Regions from separate parts of the Homo sapiens genome. Here region 2 is linked to region 1. A link is a loop called in an ENCODE intact Hi-C map of the cell type or tissue named here. Cell type or tissue: B cell. All regions are shown on one strand. Region 1 overlaps TRPM2 (transient receptor potential cation channel subfamily M member 2). Region 2 has its middle 5.7 kb from the start of LINC02575.

Region 1 (2,500 bases):
CACTTTGGGAGGCCAAGGTGGGCAGATTGCTTGAGCTCAGGAGCTTGAGACCAGCCTGGCCAACATGGCCAAACCTTGTCTCTACCAAAAATACAAAAATTAACCGGGCATGGTGGTGCATGTCTGTAGTCCCAGCTATTCAGGAGACTGAGGTGGGAGGATCACCTGAGCCCAGCGAGGTGGAGGGTGTAATGAGCCGAGATCGTGCCACTGTACTCCAGCCTGGGCAACAGAGTGAGACTCTGTCTCCAAAAAACAAAAATAGTATGAATAATCAAAATAGAATTCTAAAAAATGTTCAAGTAACCCACAAGAAGGCAAAAAAAAAACACAGAACAAACAGAAAACAAAAAATAAAATGGCAGACATAAGCCCTAACATACCAATAATTACACTAAATATAAATTTTCTAAATATGACAATTAAAAAACAGATTGACAGAATGTATTTAAAAAAATAGGACCCAATTATTTGACGTCTACCAAAATCTCACTTGAAGTGTAATGACACAGGCAAGGCGAAAGGGAAAGGAATATTCAGCAGTTAAATAATGTTGACACAACGCCGAGTGTGGTAGCTCACACCTGTAATCCCAGCACTGTGGGAGGCCAAGGCGAGTGGATCATTTGAGGTCAGGAGTTCAAAGCCATCCTGGACAACATGGTGAAGCCCTGTCTCTACTGAAAATACAAAAATTAGCCAGGCGTGGTGGCGCATGCCTGTAGTCCCAGCTACTCCCAGTTGCCGGGAGGCGGAGGTTGCAGTAAGCTGAGATCGTGCCATTGCACTCCAGAGAATGAGACTCCATATCAAAAATAATAATAATAATAATATTGACACAAGCAGCAACTTGGATGGATATCAAGTGCGCTGTGCTGAGGGAAAAAGACACGGGTCATGTAGCGTATGATTCCATTGACGTAACATCCTTGAAATGACACAATGATAGGCATGAAGAAAGACTGGTGGTTGCAGGGATCAGGGATGATGGGGGAGAAGGTGAGCTGACCATACGGAGGAAGTACAGGAAGAGCTCGGTGGAGATGGACAGTGCTGTATCTTGACCACGGTGGTAGTTACACAAATACACATGTGAAAAATGACATAAGGCCAAGAGCGGTGGCTCACACCTGTAATCCCAGCACTTTGGGAGGCCGAGGCAGGCAGATCAGTTGAGGTCCCGAGTCCGAGACCAGCCTGACCAACATGGTGAAACCCCATCTCTACTAAAAATATAAACATTAGCTGGGCGTGGTAGTGCTCACCTGTAGTCCCAGCTACTCAGGAGGCTGAGGCAGGAGAATTGCTTGAACCCAGGAGGCGGAGATTGCAGTGAGCTGGTGTGGTGCCACTGCACTCCAGCCTGGGCAGCAGAGCAAAACTCCATCTCAAAAAAAAAAAAAAAAGACATAAAACTAAACACATGCATTCTACCAGCTTTAATTCCTGGCTTGGGTACTGTACTACAGTTATGCAGAATGTAGCCACAGGGGGAACCGTGGGGCCCTTCTGCAGTATCTTTGGAACTTCTGTACATCTGTAATTATTTCAAAATAAAAAGTTAAAAGCACACACAAATGGAGGCTCCAAGCAGACGACATGGGGCTAGCACCTCGCCCAAGGTCTCCCACCTCCTCCCCTCGCCTGGGGACGGCAGGAGCTGCCCGAGTCGCCAGCCTTCAGGACCTGCTACTCTGCCTCCTCCCCTTCCTCTGGCAAGAATGCGGCAATCTCTTTCTTCAACTGCTAACTTCCCTCTTTTTTCTTTGTGGGTTGAAGTCTTTTTTTGCTTTACTGCAATTCATTGGTGTTTCAGGGCAAGAAGAGATAAATTTATGTGTTCTTTGTAACTTGTTTAATTGGAAATCCACCATATTTTTAGATTCCAATTTTTTGCTGGTAACAAATAACCTAGAAAAGTTCAGATGAGGCTGGGCATGGTGCCTCATGCCTGTAATCCCAGCACTTTGGGAGGCTGAGGTGGGCGGGTCACAACATCAAGAGTTCGAGACCAGCCTGGCTAATATGGTGAAACCCTGTCTCTACTAAAAATACAAAAATTAGCCAGGTGTGATGGTGCACAGCTGTAGTCCCCGCTACTCAGGAGGCTGAGGCAGGAGAATCGCTTGAGCCCGGGAGGTGGAGGTTGCAGTGAGCCAAGATCAGGCCATTGCACTCCAGCCTGGGTGACAGAGCAAGACTCCGTCTCAAAAAAAATATATATATATATACATATATATGTGTATATATATACACAGATGAGACAGGAAAAAAATGGACCAATCAGTGCTCTGTAAAATGGACCAATCAGCGCTCTGTAAAATGGACCAATCAGCAGGACATGGGCGGGGACAAATAAGGGAATTAAAAAAAAACAAACAAAAAAACTCTAAAACCAGATGAAACCTGAACCAGATGGCACAGGGGAAAGACCACTGAGCAGTGAGAAAGGAAACAGGTTTCCCCGCCACGTATTGACTGTGTGATCTCGGATGTTTCT
Region 2 (2,500 bases), 120 kb before region 1:
TGATTTTTCCAGAGCCTCCTTCAGGCCAGTAGGTAACCAGGAGCCCTGAGAGGGCTGGTGGGTGCTGACCTGTCACAGCCTCCTCAGGGAGCCAGAAAAGCAGGGCCAAGGGGCCAGGCCAGAGAACCTGTGAGCATGAGGAGCCCCAGAGGCCAGGAGAGCCCAGGGAATTCCATGACCTCAGAGGCCGCCCCCATCGCCCCTGCATGCGCGTGGAGCATGGGGATGTGCCAAGCCCAGCCCAGCCTGCAGCAGAGACCCCCACCCCCACACATCCCTGCTGTCGCCATCCCTGAGGCCTGGCCCTGCCCTTGCCTCTCCTTGGCCGGCCCTGGGCAGCCAGGGGCTCCAGTGTGTCTGGCCTGGAGTTGCTGGCCTCAGGAGAGGTGGGGCCGAGGATGCCACATAAACATGCAGGGTGCCTGGTGAAATCTGAATTTCAGATAAACAATGAATACATTTTTTAGTGTAAGTATATCCCAAATGTTACACGGGACGTACTTACACTGAAAGACAGCTATCGATCTGAAATCCAGATGTAACTGGCCAGCCTGCATTTTTATCAGCTCCATCTGCCAACCCCACCCATGGAGGAGCAGCCACACCTCTCAGGGCTGGGGTGCTCAGATTTCACTGGGGTTGCAGGTGGGGCCTGCGGGGCCAGGAAGGATAGGGGTGACTGGAGGAAGTGCAGAGACCATCAGGGACCTGGCCGGGCCTGTGGGGAGGCAGCTTCAGGCAGGGCAGGCTGGTCATCCTGGGGTACACCTGCTGGCAGAGCCCCCGGAAGTACCCTCAGAGGCAAGGTGGCCAGACGGGGAGAAGGGGAGAAACCACCCAGGTCAGGCGCGCTGTGGGGACCTCTGAGAGCCCCACCTGATAGCTGTGATGGTTAACTTCATGGGTCAATTTGGCGTGTGTTTTTGGATGAGATTAATTTTTAAATCTGTGAACTTCGGGTAAAGCAGGTGGGTGGGCCTCATCTGTGGGCGGCAAGCCACCCAGGCGCCAAGGCAAGAGACAGAGGACACGAGCTGTTCCAGTATAATAAAATATAAAACAAGAATAGTTGTACCAGATATAGATCTTAGATATGATTATACATGAATATCATTAATCATTAGTTTGTAGCAATTACTTTTTATTCCAATATTATAATAATCCTCGCTCTATAATCATAGCCTAGGAAAAACCAGGCCATACAGAGATAGGAGCTGAGGGGACACAGTGAAGTGTGACCGGAAGACAGGAGTGTGAGCCTTCTGTTATGCCCGGACAGGGCCACCAGAGGGCTCCTTGGTCTAGCGGTGACGCCAGCGTCTGGGAAGATGCCTGTTACCAGGTGGACCGTGGTCCAGCGGTAGCAAAAGGTGTCAAGGAACAACACCCGCTACTTAGCAGACCGGGAAAGCGGCAGGGGGGCGGGGTGGTCTCCCTTTCCCCGGGGGAGTTTAGAGAAGACTCTGCTCCTCCACCTCTTGTGGAGGGCCTGACATGAGTCAGACTCGCCCACAGTTATCCGGAGGCCTAACCGTCTCCCTGTGATGCTGTGCTTCAGTGGTCATGCTCCTAGTCTGCCTTCATGTTCCATCCTGTACACCTGGCTCTGCCTTCTAGATAGCAGTAGTCAATTAGTGAAAGTACTAATAGTCCCTGATATGCAGAAATAATGGCGTAAGCTGTCTTTCTCTCTGTCTCCTCTCCTTCTCTGCCTCGGCTGCCAGGCAGGGAAGGGCCCCCCATCCAGTGGACACGTGACCCACATGACCTTACCTATCATTGGAGGTGACTCACATTCTTTACCCTGCCCCTTCTGCCTTGTATCCAATAAATAACAGCGCAGCCTGGCATTCGGGGCCACTACTGGTCTCTGTGCATTGGTGGTAGTGGTCCCCCGGGCCCAGCTGCCTTTTCTCTTATCTCTTTGTCTTGTGTCTTTATTTCTACACTCTCTCGTCGCTGCACACAGGGAGAGACCCACCAACCCTGTGGGGCTGGTCCCTACACTCCTCCAATCAGTTGAAGGCCAAAATAGAGTAAGAAGGCTGGCCCCCCTGGGCCAGAAGGCCTTCTCCTGCAGCCTGCCTTTGGGCTTGGCCTGCACCATGGGCTCTTCTGGGTCCTGAGCCTGCCCGCCCACACCGCACAGGAGCCAATGCCTCGTGCAAAGTCTCTGCTCCTCTCCACACATCCTAGTGGCTCTGTTTCCTTGCTGAGCCCTGATGAATGCAAGGCCCAAAGAGGCAACAGTCCCACACAGGAGTCAGGACATCTTGTGTTTAGTCCCACTGGCCAGTTCCCCATCCCTGTGCCTCAGTTTACCCATGAGGGAGGAGTGAATGGGGCATCCTCCCTGAGCACCTGAAGCTACACAGCTGTGCTCCGTGGAGGGACCTGGACATCCACGCACTTCCTCCCTGTGCTGTGGGTGTCACTGGGCCTCTGATTGCGTCAGGAGCTGGCGCCAGGGAGGAAGGAGGCAGACAAGGTGCTGCCAGCA

The links. Peaks named below come from ENCODE experiments on the same cell type or tissue, not always from the same donor. Only the 100,000 strongest peaks of a DNase experiment are listed, where the experiment ranks them.
Region 2: a loop joins it to region 1, with 4 times the contacts of the local background. A loop is called at or near these places in 8 of 110 quality-filtered maps.

The regions. Positions count from the first base shown.
Region 1 is chr21:44,359,475-44,361,974 of GRCh38, reverse strand. The region is part of intron 2 of TRPM2 (transient receptor potential cation channel subfamily M member 2); the gene reads right to left. Among named protein-coding and RNA genes, the nearest start is that of TRPM2, 7.1 kb to the right of the region's middle. In B cell, CTCF peaks have their summits at 1,241 and 1,452; a DNase peak (open chromatin) is centred at 1,604; H3K4me3 peaks cover 346 bases; H3K27ac peaks cover 331 bases.
Region 2 is chr21:44,478,603-44,481,102 of GRCh38, reverse strand. No RefSeq gene overlaps it. Among named protein-coding and RNA genes, the nearest start is that of LINC02575, 5.7 kb to the left of the region's middle. RefSeq lists an enhancer at 1,324-1,403. In B cell, CTCF peaks have their summits at 1,084 and 1,284 (motif pointing right); a DNase peak (open chromatin) is centred at 1,292.